Regions from separate parts of the Homo sapiens genome. Here region 2 is linked to region 1. Evidence: chromatin loops called from intact Hi-C (ENCODE). Cell type or tissue: A673. All regions are shown on one strand. Links, peaks and the distances in the headings refer to the core of each region. The heading gives the core; the rest is flanking DNA.

Region 1 (10,145 bases), core at 1,860-6,859:
AGTGAGGCCCGGGAGTGATGGCTTCTCACTGCTGCCCTGCAGTGCCTGGACCGGCACTTAGGGAGTGCTCCCTAAAGGTTTACTGAATGAAGAAGGAAGGAAGGAGGGAGGCAGAGAAGGAGGGCAGGGAGAGAAGGAAGGGAGGAAGGAAGGGAGGGAGGAAAGGAGGGAGAGAAGGAAAGGATAAAGGGAGGCAGGGAAGGGGGGAGGGAGGGAGAAAGAGAAGAAGGGAGGGAAGAAGGGGTATGAGTGATCATAAACCCTGAATTTGTGTATCTGAATTAATGACTGTTTAATGTATAAATGTGGGAATCTAATGAAACACTGAAATACAGGGTACCATCTGGATGGATGGTGGAAATATTTTATTACTAGGCGTACAATTGTTTTCATTATAAAGTAACAGAACTGTATCCCAAAAGTATGAAAAATAGGCTGGGCAAGGTGGCTCATGGCCATAATCCCAGCACTTTGGGAGGCCGAGGCAGGTGGATGACCTAAGGTCAAGAATTCAAGACCAGCCTGGCCAACATGGTGAAACCCCGTTTCTACTAAAAATATGAAAAAAATTAGCCGGGCGTGGTGGCGGGCGCCTGTAGTCTCAGCCACTCAGGTGGCTGAGGCAGGAGAATCGCTTGAACCTGGGAGGCAGAGGTTGCAGTGAGCTGAGATGGCGCCATTGCACCCCAGCCTGGGCGACAGAGTGAGACACTGTCTCAAATTAAAAAAAAAGAAAAGAAAAGAAAACTTAATCATTACGTCACCCTAACAAATCCCCTATTTGTATTTTTGTGCATTTCCTTCCGAGTAGGTGAGTGTGAGCACATATATCTTCTCTACGTGTTCGTGGGGGCTGCTCACACCATTTTATATCATACTTCTGTTGTAAGTTCCTGTCATATCCTAAGCCTTTCTTCGTCCCGTTATAAAGTCCTCAACCTCTTATTTTATAAGTGCTGTCAACTACATTAAGAGGACATATATAACTTATTTAACCACTTATCTCTTTTTATATTGAGGTAACCTCTCATTTTTTATTATTATAGCGTTTATGATTTTTTAAACTACTAGCTTTTGCCTAATGCCTTCATAATTTTCCCTGGGTACCACTCAGAGATGCTTGGACACCTCAGGTTAGTGTCCCCAGAAGCAGCCTGAAAGTAGCTGGGCCACAAACTTTGTTACCATGAGTTAAGCAGCTTTTGCCCCAGAGAGTAAATCAGTGACCTGCTTCCTTTATTGAGAAAGTCTTGCTGTGGAAAAAGTCAGCAGGACTAAATAGCCCGCTGAGTGACAGTAACGTACATTCCAGTGCGAGCTTCTTATTCCCCTTCATGGACATCTAACCAAGCGTTTGCAGAGCAGCACAGGTCTGCAGGTGACATTTTGAGCAGCACTTGTCTACAGAGCTTCAGTAGGCACAATTGGCTTACTGTAGAAGGTTTACACCTGGGTGGATTCATGGTTGGAGTTTGGAAGAGAATAAAGTCCCTGCCATGAGCCTGGCGCCGTGCCATGGCCTTCCCATGTAACAGTGCTCAAAGGGTGCCCCTCCCACCACTGGGGCCTGCTGTTCTCGAGTCCTTGAGCATTTGCCTCATGTCCTTCCCACGTGCTCCAGCTCCTGTCCGGGCTGCAGATCTCCCGTGCATTGCCATGTGTGAGCACGCACAGCCAGGGCTGCCCCTAGAAACAAGGAGAACCAGAGCCACTCAATTAGAGGGGCCACCACAATAACTGTACTGTTGGCATCTTTCATAGGCTCCTTAGGGTATTGCTAAAAAGAGTAATTTTACAATTGAATTTCAATTATTCTCAGAAAACAGGAATAAGACCCCCACATGAAAGAAGGATTGTAAGGATTTTTAAGCTGAAAGGTAATATGCTCAGGTCTGCATTTTAGAAGGAGCAAACTAACTACTCTATGGAGAATAGATCAGAGAGTTTGAGACCAGAGGTGAGGACTCCAGTGGGGACGTCAGGACTGGAGGTCCCAGGAAGGTCAGTGGTGGCAGTAGTAGGTGTGAATTTTAGTCCCAATTCTTCCACCTCCCTGCATCCACACTCTGGCTATATGAGACTTTGGGCTTGGTCTTGTGACTTACTTTGATCAATGGAATGGGGCAGATGAGTCTTGATACCAGGTCTGAGAGCTGATGGTAAGAGACCTTACATATTTCTACTTTTCCTCTCATGCATCTGCCATCACCATGAGAAGAACCTGTCCAGCTTGGCCGTGGACCCTAGGAGGATGAGGGACACGTACAGCAGAGATGCCCACCAGCTTGCCAACCCCTGAGTGAGCCCAGCCAAGGTCAGTAGAGCTGCAGGCCCTGAGAAGGAACGCCTGTTGTTGCAGACCACTGAGATTCTGGGGCTGTTTGTTACGCAGTATTGCTGCAGCAATGGGCAACTGATACAGTGGGCGTGGAAAGAAATTAACAAAGCCAAGAAATACTTAAGTAAGCAAATGGAGTTAGCGGCCAGTCGAGTGAGTGGGCAAGACGGAGAGAGCCTCAGAGAACTTGGTTTGGCTCAGGTACCTGGATGGTTGAAGGGCACAGTGCCTGTGGTAAAGGACACAGAGGAGGAGACGTGGCCACCCACAGTAGACCTACATTAAGAGCACTCTCTCCTTCCCCCTACACTTTTTTCTTGTTTCTGGAGGAGGCCAGGGCCTGTGTCTGAAGAGATAAGCTCCACAGGGACAGAACCACAGTGTGGGATTATAGGCACCCCTGCCACAGTCAGCCACCCCCACGGCCTCCGGCTCTGTCAGAGCTTCTCCCCCAGTACAGACTCATTAGAACAACCGCTGATGTGGACAAGGGGGTGACCCAGACTTCCCGGCCATAGGGGCCAACTCAAGAAAGGCCCCCAGATTTCCCAGGGCCTCCTGCAGAAAACACAGCCTGCATCTCGTTACTTTCATTTGCTTAAAATACCTGCCTTTGCAGCAGTGAAACCACCCAAAATACTCACTTCTTTATTTCCAGCTAGATAAGTTGAACTCAATTTGCATTGGATAATTATTTTCAATTAAGTGATAACAATCCTGTTTGGTGCAAAAGTAATCTTGTCCAAAGGCCAAACAGTTTATCCCATCCAAGAAACAGGAGGCAGTGATAGGAGGAGGCCTATTAGCATGCTTGCCATGAGGATGGAGGGGCCAATCCCCACCCCTGGAGGGATGCCTCAGCCAAGTCGTTCGTGGGGGACCTCTGACGCTGTGGGCCGGGTGGGACCATTGACCTGGTTTGCCCTTTGACAGCCCCCGGGCCAAGCAGCCACTCTTTCTTCTTTCTGGACAAAGAAGGAGGCACCTCCTGCCAGCTGCAAGGAAGTGGAAAAGGCAGCTGGTCAGAGAAGGGCCCAAGACAGAGGCCAGGACCCAAGTTCTGGGCCAGCCGTGTGTCCCTGGACAAGTCATCCCCCACTGGGCCTCAGTGTCCCCTCTGTGTGGGGAGCAGTGGGGTTAGATGGGGACAGTTCCAGCTCAGATGTGATTCTGTCCTGGTTATCCAGAGCTACCTAGGTCTGAAGCCAGGTTTTCTGTAGGGAAAAGCCCCACTTCCTGTGTGATGTGTGTGTTGTCGGGGCAGGGATGCTCCTCCACCAGGAAAGAGGGAGCAGGCGCTGAGTTCTGGAGCCTCACAGGGGCCCCGCCACTCTCCTGGTCTTATGGCAGTGTCACATTCTCTGCAGGCAGCTGGAGTTCCTTACTTTCCTCCACAGCCTTCCCTACTGTTGCACATCTGGGCAAACCCCCTCCCCACCAATCGAGCCGCCGTGAACATCTTGTTCAAGGCTGCTGGTGTATTCAAGAGCAGACCCTGTCTCAAAAACACAAAAAAGAAAAATGAAAAACAACCTGCCTGCCAATCTTTCTATTGTTATTTACATTGAAAAACATGAGGATCGAGGTGGTCCAAACAAATAACTCTTGTGAATTTTTGCAGCCAATACTTCAAATATTTGATACTTGAGTACCCCATGCTGTGTGCTCTCTGTGTATTCACTGACATGCAGTCCTCCCACAGCAGGAGAACTAAAACTCTTGTCACTTATAGACAAGAAAACCGAGGCTCAGAGAGGCTAAGTAATTTGCTGAAGTCACACAGTGGAATTCTGACTTTTTGTTGGTTTCAATTGACTTCCACACTGCATTTTTTCCTTCTTTCCTTCCTTCCTTCCTTCCTTCCTTCCTTCCTTCCTTCCTTCCTTCCTTCCTTCCTTCCCTCCTTCCTTCCTTCCTCCTTCCCTCCCTTCCTTCCTTCCTTTTTTTTGAGACAGGGTCCCACTACATTGTCCAGGCTGGTCGACCTCCTGGACTCAAGCGATCCTCACCTGGGCCTCCCATGGTGCTGGGATAACAGGTGTGAGCCACCATGCCCTGCTGTTCCGCATTCTTTTCTCTACTTAATGGTGGCAGCGGCCCTTATGCTTCTCTGGCACACAGTGTACCCTCAGCCAAGCCGAACTGAGAAGCTGGACAGGAGGAGGGAAAGAAGAAACCATCTGAGCTGCCGTATCTCTTAAGTACAGTTTTCTGTATTCAAATTAGGCGACACAATCTCCATGAATAACATTACAGTTCCCAAAGGATCACACCCAATTTAAATGTATAAGAGGCCATTAACGGGTGGGGCTAGCTATTAGAATTTAGCTCCAGTGTTATTGTGGTGTGGTTCTGCTATTAGGCAGGCGCAATGGGGATAACAGAAGCCCAAGGCACACTCGCCCCTGGTCTCCAAGGCTCTGGGTCCTCAGACTGGCTGAGTACTGGGGACCAAGGTCACCCAAGAAGCCCTGAGTGGCCCTCTTGAGGGTTAGCAGAGCTTCTCTCTGTCCAAGACAGGTCAGGCTCTCTCCCCTGGCCCCAGCTCCACCGTCACTCAGAGGAGTGGCCTAAACAAACGCTGCAGGTGAGGCTCCCGAGCCCCTGACATGGATGTTTATGGAAGAGGACTCTTGGCATCAGCACCTGGGCAAGGTGGGTAGAGGCAGGAGTGGGCAAATGGGAAAGTCTAGCTGCCATGCGGGCTGAGCAACAATGGGGCCAACCTCAGGGGACACCTGGAAGCCCGAATGTCCTTTCAAAAGTTCTGAATGTGGGCTGGGTGTGGTGGCTGATGCCTGTAGTAATCCCAATACTTTGGGAGGCCAAGGCAGGCGGATCACTTGAGGTCAGGAGTTCGAGACCAGCCTGGCCAACATGGTGAAACTCCGCCTCTACCAAAAAATACAAAAATTAGCCTGGCATGGTGGTGTGCACCTGTAATCCCAGCTACTCGGGAGGCTGAGATGGAAGAATCACTTGAACCCGGGAGGCAGAGGTTGTAGTGAGCCAAGATTGCACCACTGCACTCCAGCCTAGGCGACAGGGCAAGGCCTTGTCTCAAAAAAAAAAAAAAGTTCTGAACGTGGAGTTTCATGCAGAGACGGCCAGGCCTTTGTACCCCCATGCAGATCAGTGGCTGGATGTGGGCTGCCCTGGGAAGGGTGTGACCTCAGGCTGGGTGATCTCAGCAGCTGAGGCTGTCCTACAGGGCTGGTCACTTAAGGCCGTATGCTGACCGCCTGCCCAGCTGCTGGGCAGCACGTCCTTCTTGGAAGGGGATCTGGGCAGGTGGCAATGACTGATGCCCACCAGGGCTGTGGCCTTGTCAGTCTGTGGGATAACACAGACCCTGCCTCAGTGGCTCCAGGGGAAAAAGAGACCATCTACGTGAATTGTTTAGCTCAGGGCACAGCACACAAATAAGAGCTCAAAAAATGTCAACCACTCTTGTTATCCCCATCCTGACCCAAATCACAGGATGACCCTCTGCTCTTCTCCCTCATCCTCGCGTACCTCCCCAGCGTCCAGCAAGTGTCCAAGCCTCACTTCCACACCTCCACTAATGGACAGGTCACTACTTCCCAAGGCAGCCCAAGTCACTGTTGAACAGCTTTTTTTTTTCCTGTGGTAAAATATACATAACCTACATTTTACCACTTTAATCATTTTTAAGTGTACAGTTCAGTGGCGTTAGGCACATTCACATTGTTGTACAACTATCAGCACCATCCATTTCCAGAACTTTTTTCCCAAACTGATACTCTTTACCCATTAAACAATATTCCCTCATTCCTCCTCTCCCCTGAACGCCTGGCAACCACCACCCCCATTTCTGTCTCTATGAATTGGACTGGACTGCTGTAAGCATCTCATGTGAGTGGAATCACACAGTATTTTTTTTTCCTTGTGTCTGGCTTATTTCACTTAACATAATGTCCTCAAGGTTCATCCCTGTGACAGCATATGTCCGGATTCCCATTTTTCTTTAAGGCTGAATAATAGTCCATTGCTTGTACACACCACATTTTGCTTATCCATTTATCTGGCCGTGGATGGATAGTTGGGTGGCTTCCACCTTGTGGCTATTGTGAGTGATGCTGCTGTGAACACTGGTGTACAAGCGCCTATGTAAGACCCGCTTTAGCAGGGCATGTGGCTCACGCCTGTAATCCCATCACTCTGGGAGGCTGAGGCGGGCGGATCACTTGAGGTCAGGAGTTTGAGACCAGCCTGGCCAACATGGTGAAACCCCATCTCTACTAAAAATACAAAAATTAGCTGGGCATGGTGGCGGGCGCCTGTAATCCCAGCTACTCAGAAGGCTGAGGCAGGAAAATTGCTTGAATCCAGGAGGCGGAGGCTGCAGTGAGCCAAGATCATGCCACTGCATGCCAGCCTGGGCAACAGAGTGAGACTCTGTATTAGAAAAAAAAAAAAACCTGCTTTTTTTTTTTGTTTTTGTTTTTGTTTTTGTTTTTTGGGGTTTTTTTTGATAGGGTCTCGCTCTATCACCCAGGTTGGAGAAGGTGCGATCATAGCTCACTGCACCCTCAATCTCCCGGGCTCAAGCAATCTTCCCACCTCAGCTTCCTGAATAGCTGGGACTATAGGTGGGCACCACCACACCCAGCTAATCTTTTTATTTCTTGTAGAGACAGGGTCTTGCTGTGTTGCCCAGGCTTGTCTCGAACTCCTGGCTTTAAGTGATCCCCCCACCTCAGCCTCCCAAAAATGCTGGGATTACAGTGATGAGCCACGCCGGCCACTGCTTTCAATTATTTTGGGTATGCAGAGGCGGAGCTACTGGACCATATGGCAGTTCTACATTTAATTTTTTGAGGAACTGCCATCTGGTTTCCCACAGTGGCTGCACCATGTTTCTCGAGCAGCTCTGAGAGAAAACGTTCTCTTTCATCACGCTGCATTCCCATGACGTCCTCACTGGCCCTTGGCTTTGCCCTGGGGACAGCCCTGCTGAGTCTTTTTTTTCTTTTTCTTTTTCTTTTTTTTTTTTTGAGACAAGGTCTAGTTCTGTTGCCCAGGCTAGAGTGCAGTGGTGCGATCATAGCTCACAGCAGCCTCGAACGCCTGGGCTCAAGCAATCCTCCCACCTCAGCCTCCTGAGTAATTGAGACCACAGTTGAGTGCCACCACACCCAGCTATGGTTTTTTTCGTAGAGACGGGGTCTCACTATGTTGTCCATGCTGATCTTGAATTCCTGCACTCAGGCAATCTGCCCACCTTGGCCTCCCAAAATGCTGGGATTACAGGTGTGAGCCCCCGTGCCCGGCCTCTGTTGAGTCTTGATGCCAACTCAGGAGCCCCGCTGAGCCCTCTGCTCTGGGCACGTCACCCATTCCAGTGCCCAGGGCCCTGACTGCCCACTTCACAGAAGTGCAGTGGCATTTTCTCTTGAGGAACCCCACCAGGGGGAGAGGGAATGGGGTCTCAGAGTCAGGAGCAAGCTCACCTGGCACTTGGAAGGAAACCCAGGACCTCCTGCCCACACTCCTCTTCAGCGAGGCCCTCCTGCCCACACTCCTCTCCAGCCGGGCCCTCAACTTCCCCCAGCCTTCCTGCCCCTCTCCTCTCCTCAGGGCATCACCCTACCAACAGGCGAAAGTAATCTGTGACCAGGAGTACTCTCCTAGGAAACTCTGAAGGCACTTGACACGCTTGAAGAGGTGACACAGATTTAAAGTTGTTGCTTTGCTCAGTCAGTTTACCGGATCAGACCAAAAGTTGCTTTGATATTCAAAAATCTTTAAAAGTATCTAACTTCAATTCTTTTTTTTGTTTGTTTGTTTTTGAGACACAGTCTCACTCTGCTGCCCAGGAGTGCAGTGGCAGGATCTCAGCTCACTGCAGCCTCCACCTTTCTCCTGCCTCAGCCTCCAGAGTAGCTGGGATTTCAGGTGCACACCACCACACCCAGCTAATTTTTGTATTTTTAGTAGAGACAGGGTTTCACTGTGTTGGCCAGGCTGGTCTTGAACTCCTGACCTCAATGATCCTCCTGCCTCAGCTTCCCAAAGTGCTGGGATTACAGGTGTGAGTCACCGCGCCCCGCCCTCACCTCAGTTCTTGAAGGGATTAACACTGCATCTCTTCACCATTTCTGAAGGTTCCTGATTTTACTGTCCTGAGACATTTCTACCTTTATTAAATCCTCCCCATGGGATGGTGGTGGTGGGAGAAGGGACATCACCACCAACAACAAAGAAAATAAGACAGCCAGATGCGGTGGCTCATGCCTCTAATCCCAGCACTTTGGGAGGCCGAGGCGGGTGGATCATGAGGTCAGGAGTTCGAGACCAGCCTGGCCAACATGGTGAAACTCCATCTCTACTAAAAATACAAAAATTAGCCAGGCATGGTGACGCATGCCTGTAGTCCCAGCTGCTTGGGAGGCTGAGGCAGGAGAATCGCTTGAACCCTGGAGGCAGAGGTTGCAGTGAGCCGAGATCAGGCCATTGCACTCCAGCCTGGGGGACAGAGTGAAACTGCGACTCAAAAAAAAGAAAGAAAATAAGACAAAATCACACTTTAGTGGAAAACAAGTGGTGACCACTCTGCACAGCTCTTCAACTCCTCAACGCCTCCTAAGGCAGCTGTGCCAGGTGCTGAGTCCACATATTTTCACCCCGTGCTTCTCACACTGGGACAGTGTACTTCCAGCAGCACCGGCAGCCACACAAAACCCACTCACGGGCTCTGCCCACAGCAGGCTGGGAGGCACCAGCTCTCCTGGCTGAGTGCAGGCTGGGCCCTGGGAGCAAGTGCCTCCTGAAACTTCTCACCCTGATGGCAGCATGCCTCACCCTAGTCCCAGCCCAGAGCCTCAACCTTGCTGGAAAGGCTTAGCATCCGCTAGGAGGAATATTAGACCCAACTCAGGAGAAGTAAGTTCTAGTTCTGGCTTTGCCACCAAATGTGGACTCTCATCCTCACTCTCCCCATTCAGAAACTCACAGGTTAGAAGTGATTATTTCCAAGGGCGGGTGCGGAGGCTCACACTTGTAATCCCAGCACTTTGGGAGGCTGAGGTGGGCGAATCACTTGAGGTCAGGAGTTCGAGACCATCCTGGCCAACACGGCAAAACCCCATCTCTACTAAAAATACAAAAAGTAGCCAGGCATGGTAGCAGGCACCTGCAGTCCCAGCTACTCAGGAGGCTGAGACTTAGCCTCACTTAAGCCCTCACTTAAGACTTAGAGAATCACTTAAGCCCAGGAAATCGAAGCTGTGATGAGCCATGATCACGCTGCTGCACTCCAACCTGGGCGACAGAGTGAGACCCTGTCTCAAAAAAAAAACAAAAAACAAAAAACAAAAAAAAAACCTCAAACCAAAAAACAGACAAAAAAAAGAATATCACAGGAAATTTGGAGAAGAGAAAAAGGAAAAACATAATTACCCCATTCATCCCTTAATACCATCCCTGAGCTATTCGGTGTGTTTCCCTCCAGAATTTTCCCTGGTATGAGGGGCACGGGCTACTGCTGCGCATCTCCCCTCCGTGGCGCATGGTGGAGGTCATGCTGCTCATGGACACGTCTGCCCTGCTGTCTCCACGTGCTTCCCTCTCCAGGCTCAATAGTACCTCCATATCCAGCAGCTATTGCTATGTAACGATCTAACACTCAACATTCAACGGGTTAAAATAACAAGATTTGGCCGGGTGCGGTGGTTCACGCCTGTAATCCCAGCACTTTGGGAGGCCGAGGCGGGCAGATCACTTGAGGTCAGGAGTTCGAGTCCAGCCTGGACAACATGGTGAAACCCTGTCTCTATTAAAAATA
Region 2 (10,145 bases), core at 1,721-6,720, 450 kb before region 1:
GACTGGGGGTGATGGCAGCAGCGAGTCCAGGAGGTGCTGCAGGCCCAGGCTCTAGATGATTCGTGCTGAGGACAGCATGTCCAGAGTTCCCCAGGGCTCTTTGATCCTCATTCATCAAAGGCTGGTTCTGAAACATGTGGAGAAGAGCACAGGCCCAAAGCAAGCCCAGGTCCTTCTAAGGGAGAAGAACAAGGCCAGGGGGACAGGCTTACCAGGCATCAGGAATCGCTACAGAGCTACAGTAATTAAGACAGGGTGGTATTGGCACAGGGGTAGATAAATAGGCCAATGAAACAGAATCCAGTCCAGACCCTGGTCCGTGCACATATGGAACCGTGATATATGAAGGAGATGGTGTACAAATCAGCAGGAAAGGATGGACTCTTTAATAAACAGAGCAGGGGTAACTGGTTATCCATTCAGAAACAGGGGAAAAAAGAAATTGGATCTTCACACCAGACACAAAAATCAATTCCAGGTGGATTAGAGACCTAAATGTGGAAGGCAAAGGCATCCAACGTGGCGAGCTCTAGGTCCAGCCAAAAATCCTTGGGAACAAGTCTGCCCTTCATGGAAGGAAGAGTGCCTTTTCTGGCCTGGGATGCTCACGCAGAGTTCCTGCTCACTGTGGGGTTAGTGGTGGGACCCAGTCATCCTGCTGCCCTGTCTCAGTGCCTCCTCCTCCAAGAAGTCTTTCATAACCACCATTCCCCAGGAAGTGTGAGTCCCACCCTCATTCTGCTGGCCCCGCCAAGTGGTGCCAGAACAATAACAACCACAGTCTTCACAATTGCATCAAAATCTCACACTCACTGAGCATTCACTCTGTACCAGGAGCTTTAGCTGTACTATCCCATTTAATCCTCACAGTCACCCCTTGAAGCAGGCTCTATGACATCCCCATTTTACAGATGAAGAAACTGAGGCTTTTATGATAGCGCAGGAATGACTTGCCTAACTAAGTTCATACAGCTTCTAGGTGCCCAAGCCAGGATTCAAACCTGGGTCCTTCTGACTCCAAAACCTTGACAATGACCCTAATGATCTTTATACTCTCAGTACCTGATCCATTAAAACACAGTGAAATCAACTTGCTGGTCCCAACATTTTTATAAATGAAACTGAAAAAAAAATATCCAAGGGTCTCCCACATAGAAAGGATAAGTCCTGTTTTGTGAATCTTTGTTTCCCATGTCAGTGGGTATGTGTGTACGAGGTAGAGATTAAGATGTACTTCTTGATCTAGGTTACAGCCAGCAAAGTTTGGAAAATACTGCTTCATTCCATGCAGCAAGAGCTATTGGAAAAAGGTTGCTGTCTAGACTTCCTCTTCTGTAGAACAAGACTTGGTCGTGGCATTAGCCTCCTAATTTTCTGAGAATGAATCGGGCATGAATTTAGAATTCCACTCACTGGAAGCAACTCCTTCAGTTCATTGCTGTGTGCAAAGACGGCAGGTCAAAATGCCTCTGACAAGGGTCTTTTCCTAGATGGCATCTTCTAGAGTTTCTGGGCCCCCAGGGGTAGGTCCCAGTTCCGCCCTCCTCTCTGTGTTCCCGAATGCCCTAGTGAATGGTGGGCGTGCATTCGTTCAACCTTTACTGAGCCCTGTTGTGTGCAACATGATGTGTGAAGACCAGACACACTCTTTGACCCTCACCCACAAACACCAAGAGAAGACACATTGGCCCAGAAATTCCATCCAAGAGGGACAAGAGCACAGAGTCATTAATGTATATGGGGCGTGAAGTGGTCAGGAAGGGTTTCTTGGTGCAGGCTGTATTTAACCTGGGAGTGAACAATCCCTAACTCCCAAGACTGAGAACAGCCGAAGTCAGGCTCAGAGGTAATAGGACAAGAGTGACCCAGAAACAGGGCACATGCAATAGTTAGAGGGGGTGCAAGCGTAAAGGGGAAAGATGGAATGGTAGACTAGCTGGAACTCGATTGTGAAGGGCTTGCACAATGAACACTGGGTGAATGAAGGAAGGAGTGCTCTTCCTAGGGCCAGGCAGCATCCCAGCCAAGAGTCAGCATCCCTGCACCCCTCCCCAGCCCACCCTGGGGCCTGGCACATTCCTAGACCTCAGCCTCTTCTCTCTGACATGGGCTGGGCTGCTGGGTCTGCAAGGGAATGCCTTTACTTCCCCCAAGAAAGCAGAGCCAACCTGGGTTTAAAAGAACCACAAAAAGGGTGGTCAACAGGGATATATCCTGCCCCTTACATATTTAATTTCCAGATGGAAGAGGCTTATGTTGCTATTTGATTTTTGTTTTAGTCAACAAATTCAGTATCAAACAAAGCTCGTTCAGCCACTTCAAAAGTTAGGTTTGGATCATCTTTTTAAGACAAGAAATCTTCAACTTATGTTATACATGCAGCGGGAGGTCCGAAAATCCAGGCATCCAACCACCACTGGCTCCCAGAAAGCAAAGCAAACCTCCCTATAAGCCAGGCCCTGGGGGACGGCGGGACACTTGGAAACGAGTCCTTAGCTGCACTTCACCATCTGTGCCTTTCCTTTTTCTTTTTCTTTTTTTTTTTTTTGAGACAAAGTCTTGCTCTGTCACCCAGGCTGGTGTGCAGTGGCACGATCTTGGCTCACTGCAACCTCCGCCCCCCGGGTTCAAGCGATTCTCCTGCCTCAGCCTCCCAAGTGGCTGGGATTACAGACACATGCCACCACACCCAGTTAATTTTTTGTATTTTTAGTAGAGACAGGGTTTCGCCATGTTGGCCAGGCTGGTCTTGAACTTCTGGCTTCAAGTGATCCACCTGCCTCGGCCTCCCAAAGTGCTGGGATTACAGGCATGAGCCACTGCACCCAGATATCTGGGCCTTTCACCATAACCACCTTGCAGGGCTTGCCCAGAGCCCAGCCTCTCTTCTTTGGTGGGATTCCCTCAGTTCTTACTCTGCTCCTGCATGAGCCAGGGGAAGCTGTCATTTAGTTTTGGTGTTTAATTGTTCCCTAAGTCCTCATCACCGTTTGTCCTTTTGAGGTGTCCGTGATTTTTAAAGGCAACTGCATTCTCCCCAATCTCTTGGGTTCCCTGGAACATTGCTACACCACAGCTCCTCAGCCATTCCAGACACTGTCCTACCTCCGCCTGGAGGGTCCCTCTCACTCCGTGACTTAGAGAACTCTTACATTATCCACAAGACCCAGTTCACATGTCACCTCCTTGGTGGAGCCATTCCTGAACTCCACACTCCTACAAAGAAACAATCTCTCCCTTGTCTATGCTTCCATACTTGGTGGCTTTTTGCACAGACCTCCATTATCACCATGTAGAGTGGCTGTTTGTCTATCTCCCTCCAGGTTGCCTTGACAGTGTGGAACATGGAACATCCTTAGTGCCCCCTAAGTGCTTGTTGAATGAATGAATGAATAATGGTTCAGTAGCATGTTATGAGCTACAACACTCAAAAATTAACTGGGAAGTGTTTGAACAAGAGCACTAAGTGATACGCTAACATCCCCTTCCCTCCTTCCACCTCTACCCCACATCGAGTCAGGTCACCAGAAAGCCACATCCCTATCCAACATATTAAAGCCCCTGGGTGGTGCTTTCACCAGTCTCTGATGGAATATCAGGCATTCAACACTTTTACGAGGCAAAAAAAGAAAACAGCCATAAAAAGAAGATTGTTTAAAACCTCTGGGGACACTGCCCACTAGAATATTCAAATTCCTTATCAATCCCTCCTACAATTCAACACCAGTAAAGTGTTTCCCCTGGTGAGTCATTAATCTGCCTCTGACTAAACAACAAGAACACTGGAAACCACTGCATGTCTCTTTTGGCTTTGACTGCCAGGAAACTCGGTCAAATTCAGTGTTCAACCACCATAAGCACATCATTGCTGGCTCCTGCCACAATGATCTTCCCCTTTTCTCTATGTAATTTCTGAACTTTTTTTCCAAACTTAACTTAGATACACATACTTGCTTATTTTGCAGGCCACCTCAAGTTCTTTGTGAAAGTGAAGGCTGGGAAAGGTGAACTGACAGAAAAAGAAAGATGGAAGGAAGGAAGGAAGAAGGAAGGAAGGAGGAAGGAAGGAAGGAAGGAAGGAAGGAAGGAAGGAAGGAAGGAAGGAAGGAAGGATGGATGAGAGAGAGAGAGAGAGAAAGAAAGAGAAGAGGAAAGGAATTCCTGGTGCCTCTTTTCCTGGTAACAACGGCATTCTACTTCCATTTCTCAGTTTTTTCGAAGCCAAAGGCTGAGTGGCGGGGTGCAGAGGTACACACGCAGTCACAGATGTGTAAGTGTGTTGGTGCACCTACATACTTGGGTACATTGCCCCCGCCAACCCCAGCCCCTAAGAATCACAGGCAACAGCTGTGTTCTACATTTCCTACTTTTTCTGAGCCCTTGGGGTTCTTTCTTAGGATGTCATTTTAGGCTTCTTCTCCCTCTTCATCAGGGCACCCTGGTGCTGTCCTTGACCATGACCCAGGAACAGAAATGAACTGAAGTCAGCAATTCACAGATTTCCCACTGCAATGCAACCATTGGGATAAAACTTCCTCTGCCTGCTGCCACAGAATCTTTCTTTTTGAGACAGAGTCTCGCTCTGTTGCCCAGGCTGGAGTGAAATGGTGCAATCTCGGCTCACTGCAACCTCCACCTCCCTGTTTCAGTGATTCTCCCGTCTCAACCTCCTGAGTAGCTGGGATCACAGGCACCCACCACCATGCCCAGCTCATTTTTGTATTTTGAGTAGAGATGGGGTTTCACCATGTTAGTCAGGTTGGTCTTGAACTTCTGACCTCAGATGATCCACCCACCTCAGCCTCCCAGAGTGCTGGGATTTACAGGCATGAGACACCACACCCAGCTGCCACAGACTCTTATAAGACCTCAAGGTCAAGACCACCAGCTCAAGGTGTGTGCACCATCCTCACAGACACCATGTTCTAGATGATGGAACAGCTTGTCCTCTGAAATATCAGAACTATAATAGAAGGACAGTCAGGGTCATCTTTCCCAACATAGAAAAACTGAGGTACAGGGATAGGGATGGATGTCCTTTTTTTTTTTTTTTTTTTTTTTTTGAGACAAGGTCTTGCTCTCTCACCCAGGCTGGAGTGCAGTGTCACAATCATGGCTCACTGCTGCCTCAACCTCCCAGGCCCAAGGGATCCTCCCACCTCAGCCTCCCAAGTAGCTGGGACTACAGGCACACGCCACCACACCCAGCACCTAATTATTTAATTTTTTGTAGAGATGGGGTTTCACCATGTTGCTCAAGCTGGTCTTGAACTGCTGAGCTCAATTGATCCACCCACCCCAACCTCCCAAAGTGCTGGGATTACAGGCGTGAGCCACTGCGCCTGGCCCTTAGTTCATTTTTATCTGCATCATTGATAGCCTTTGACCCAGTGGGGGAAAAAAGACTGAACTAGGAGTGATAACACAGGGTTTTTGTCCCAGCTCTGCCCCTTTCTCACTTGTGTGGCTGTAGGTGAGCTGGGCCAGTTCTATGAATCTCATTTTCACCATGAGTAAAATGAAATTTTAATTCTAGTCCCTAGCTGCCTGCCTACCTCGACGATCATGAGAATCTGAGGGGTAAGGAGAGGGACACCACTTTGGAAACTAAGCAATATGAGAGGTTCAGGAATTCTAGCAAGGGACTCAAGGAGGCACGTGCCCCAGGAGAGTGTGCACTGGGCATCATTTGGGTCCCTAGGAAATTACCTGGAAAAGGACTGCCTGGGGCTGCACCAAGTATTGTCTCATCAGCACGGGGCACCACTGCCATAGCATGGAGGAGAAAAGAAACACAGACACGTGAGAAGGAGGGCAGCACAAAAGAGGGCAGCGCATGGGGCAAGGCTGCAGGGCTGGTCACCTCAGATGGCCACCTGGGGCCAGGAGGCCTCCCTGTCACCTGCTGGGCTCCTGTAGGCTCACCGCCAGGCCACAGGTATCCCTTGGGAGCTGGGCCAGAGCCAGGCCAACCATTCCCATTCTGAAGGACCAGACACCTGCCCACCTCTACATCTACCCAGAAGGAGGACAGAAGCTGGAGTGGGTGAGAGGTGTCTCCAGAGCCTGGCTCCAGCGACTGAGGCTGAGCAGGCAAAGGGGTCTGCAAGCCCCTCCTTTCACTGGCCTCTGCTTCCCCACCTGTCTGAGGACCTTCACTGGAGGATCTCTAAGTCTCCTTCCACTGCTGATGCTCTTTGCCTCTATCACTGGCCACATGACAAAGTCTAGATTCCCTCTTCAACAAATGAATGGCAAGTCAAGAACAAGAGATGGTGAACCTGTAGGTTAAAGGAGGCTTAGAGACAAATCGATAGTCACAATGTGGACCCTGATTCAAACAAACTGTAAAATAAATAATCATTAAATAACAAAAAACAAAAAACATGGCCAGGCGCGGTGGCTCACGCCTGTAATTACAGCACTTTGGGAGGCTGAGGTGGGCGGATCACCTGAGATCAGGAGTTCAAGACCAGCCTGGCCAACACGGTGAAACCCCATCTCTACTATAAATAAAAAAATCAGCCAGCCGTGGTGGCATGTGACTGCAGTCCCAGCTACTCAGGAGGCTGAGGCAGGAGAATTGCTTGAACCCAGGAGGCGGAGGCTGCACACTGAGCCGAGATCGAGCCACTGCATTCCAGCCTGGGCAACAGAGTGAGACTCTGTCTCAAAAAAAAAAAAAAAAAAATCATAACATATAATGAGACAATTGGCAATGTGAGCACCAACTGAGTATTTGATGACATGAATGGATGTGCTAACTTTGTGGATGTGATAGTGGTGTGGTTATGCTTTTTAAAAGGTCTTGTCTGGCTAGGCACTGTGATTCACACCAGTAATTCCAGCATTTTGGGAGGCTGAGGCAGGAGGATTACTTGAGGCCAGGAGTTTGAGACAAGCCTGGGCAACATAACAAGACCCCATCTCCACAAAAAAATTAAAAATTAGCTAAGCATAGTGGCATGCCTGTAGTCCCAGCTATTTTGGAGAATGAGGCAGGAGGATCACTTGAGCCCAGGAGGTTGAGGCCACAGTGAGCCTTGATCACACCACTGCACTCCAGTCTGGGCGACCTTGTCTCAAAAAAATAATAAAAGATTGTGTCTTTTAAAGATTCATTCTAGAATATTTACAGGTGAAGTGACATAATGTCTGAAGTTTGTCGAAAAATAAAGTGCAGTTAATAAAATGTGGTATATCTACACAATGGAATACTATTCAACAGTGAAAAGGGGTGGAGTGCTGATACATGTTACAACATGGATGAATCTCAAAAGCATTATGCTAGGTGAAAAAGTCCAGACATATAGGATAGCCCATAGAGATGCTAGAAGTGGCAAATCTACAAGCACAGAGCACAGATCCATGATTGGCTGGAGATGGGGGTGGGATCAGAGATTAACTATAAACCAGCATGAGGGATCTTTCTGGAGTGATGAAACGAGTCCAAAACCAAACTGTGGTGATAGTTGCATAACTCCTTAAATCTACTAAAAACTATTGATTCATGCACTTACAATGAGTGAATTTTATGATATAAAAATTATATTTCAATAAAGCCATTAAAAGATAAGTGGAGTGTGTCGGGGGAGGGATATCAGTGCAACAATTGTCATGAGTTGAATCTGGGGGAGGGGTGCTTGGAGGCTGATTAAATTACTCCAAGTCTACTTTGAAAGTCTCCGTAATTATGGCTGGGCACGGTAGCTCACACCTGTAATTCCAGCACTTTGGGAGGCTGAGGCAGGTGGAGTACCTGAGGTCAGGAGTTCAAGACCAGCCTGGCCAATATGATGAAACCCCATCTCTACTAAAAATACAAAAATAGTCAGGCTGTGGTGGTGGGCACCTACTCAGGAGGCTGAAGTGGGAGAATTGCTTGAACCCCAGAGGCGAACTTTGCAGTGAGCCAAGATCGCACCACTGCATTCCAGCCTGGGTGACAGAGGGAGACCCTGTCTCAAAAAAAAAAAAAAAGGAAAAAAAAGAAAGAAAGTCTCCATAGTTAAAATAAATAAAGTTAAACCACACATATTTGACTCATGGCACCGCCTGTCACCGCTCATCAGCCATCCAACAAATACCTGTGAAATAACGAGAGAACGCAAGAAGCCAAGGACAGCCAGGAGCTTACTCTCTCGCCTCCTCTTCCTGGTGCCCTGCCCTGCTCCTTGAAAGCCATCATCCCTGCATCTTCAGGGATGCCAAAGTTCCAAACACAAGAAGTCTAAGTCCTCTTGCCTGCCTAGCACTTTCCAGTTTGCAAAGTCCTTGCAGGTCCGTGGTGCCCCGGGAGTCCTGGGATGTGGACAGATGCAGAACTAGAGCTCAGAGAGGGGAGCCCTGCTGCCCACCCCGTGTGCAGCACTGGTCCCCTACCTGGAAGCAGAGTTAGAGTTGGAGGGGACTTTACTGCCACCCCTGAAGGTACAGCTCAGACACTCCTCCATGAAGGGCCCTGGCCACACACCCACTATCCTCCTCCAGCTGGGGAAAGAGCACTGAATCTGCAAGGAGGAATGCCCTGCGTTCTTTAAACCTGGACACACAAAATTCCACCTGGCAAAGTGTATGTTAAGGAGTAGTTCTGCCTTGATTACAATGGATCAGATGGGGTGGCAAGGGACCTGGAGACCTGGCTCTGCCCTGGACTCCCATGCAACCAGGGCCAGACCCTCCCCTTGCCAGGCCTCAGTGACTCCATCTGTCATGAGGGAGATGGACCAAATCCATTGGGGCCCTTCTGACTCACTAATGTCTGTGCCCACCAAGATGGGGTCCTCACTGTGTGGAATGGGGTTCTCCTTGATATGGCCCCAGGAAGGGCTTAGGTTCCCTCTGTGGGCTGGTGAAGATGTTGCCCGTTTGACCTCAGGTCCCCGAATCCAGAGGCCTGACAGCAACCAGGGGAGGCAGCGTGGCTGAGGAATTCCACCGGGTCTGGGGCCAGGAGGACAGACTTCAAGCCTGACACGGCCAAGTCTGTGCTGTGTGAAACTAGGCCAGGCACCTCTCACTCTTGGTACCTTTTCTCATTTGTAAGGGGGATATGTGACCTACCTCACAAGGTTGTGAGAAAGCCCAGAAGAGAGATCAGAATAAAGCCCTGGAGGGCAGGCCTTTTGCGTTTCAGTTTTTGAGTCCCCAGTGCTAGACTCATAAATAAATACTTTGAAAATGTCTACTGAAAAAACAGCAGGAGGAATCCTTGCAGTGGTAGAAATAGCCTGTATCTTGGACTCAATGTCTATCAGTGTCAATTTATTGTACTATAGTTTTACAAGATGTTTTTGTGGAGGGAAACTCGGTAAAGGGTGTATAGGAGTCCTCGGTATTATTTCTTACAACTGCATATGAATCTACAGTTATCTCAAAATAAAAAGTTTAATTGAATGATGCTTGCAGAAATACTCCATAATCTACAAAGTGCTACCATTAATATTAACTAGGGGGAAGTACTACAAAGGATGTTGAAGGGCCTTCCTCTTCCAGGAAGCCCTCATGGATTCCCCCTTCTCTGTGTTCCTAAAATGGCTGAGTGTGCCTCTCTCTGCCACAGCACTTATTATTCTGCATTATACATTTAACTGTTTAGGGACATCATCCCCCAGCTAGAGTGTGAGCTTCATAAGGATGAGACAGTGTCTCCCTCATCTTTGTGGCAGCAGCTCCTGGCCCAGTGCCCAGCTCTGAACAGATGTGACATAAATGCCTGTGGAATCAAATGAACTTGGACAGGTACCATGGCCTGGCTCTTCCAACGGTGCCAGAGGTGCTTCCCAGGGTCACTGAGAGGATAAGTGATGTCAAGGTGCTTTTATTCATCAGAGGTTGCCACGGACATGGGCCAAACACGCTCTTTATTCATTTGTTTCTCCAGAAATGTACTCATGGCCTGGGTCAAAATGGTTTGCAGCAGGCCAGGCATGGTGGCTCATGCCTGTAATCCCAGCCCTTTGGGAGGCCGAGGCGGGCAGATCATCTGAGATTGTGAGTTTGAAACCAGCTTGACCAACATGGAGAAACCTGTGTCTACTAAAAATACAAAATTAGCCGGGCATGGTGGTGCATGCCTGTAATCCCAGCTACTTGGGAGGCTGAGGCAGGAGAATTGCTTGAACCCGGGGGGCGGAGGTTGCAGT

What was found. A loop is a pair of places that touch in the nucleus more often than their neighbours do. Peaks named below come from ENCODE experiments on the same cell type or tissue, not always from the same donor. Only the 100,000 strongest peaks of a DNase experiment are listed, where the experiment ranks them.
Region 2: it touches region 1 in a loop (19-fold over the local background); 1 of 110 quality-filtered maps calls a loop at or near these places.

The regions. Positions count from the first base shown.
Region 1 is chr9:37,379,959-37,390,103 of GRCh38, forward strand. LINC01627 (long intergenic non-protein coding RNA 1627) reads right to left here. Exons shown (of 3, transcript XR_002956875.2): 3 at 4,409-4,488. LOC124902153 (a long non-coding RNA gene) reads left to right here. Exons shown (of 3, transcript XR_007061478.1): 2 at 2,219-2,314. Among named protein-coding and RNA genes, the nearest start is that of LINC01627, 9.8 kb to the right of the region's middle. RefSeq lists enhancers at 599-668, 5,528-6,028 and a silencer at 2,494-2,543. In A673, for the core only: a CTCF peak has its summit at 6,440 (motif pointing left); DNase peaks (open chromatin) are centred at 3,673, 4,043, 4,373 and 6,413; H3K4me3 peaks cover 649 bases; H3K27ac peaks cover 3,980 bases.
Region 2 is chr9:36,925,179-36,935,323 of GRCh38, forward strand. All of the region lies in intron 6 of PAX5 (paired box 5), which reads right to left. Among named protein-coding and RNA genes, the nearest start is that of MIR4476, 37 kb to the left of the region's middle. RefSeq lists enhancers at 3,904-3,953, 4,483-4,622. In A673, for the core only: no CTCF peak of the experiment used is centred there; DNase peaks (open chromatin) are centred at 3,713 and 4,213; H3K27ac peaks cover 2,269 bases.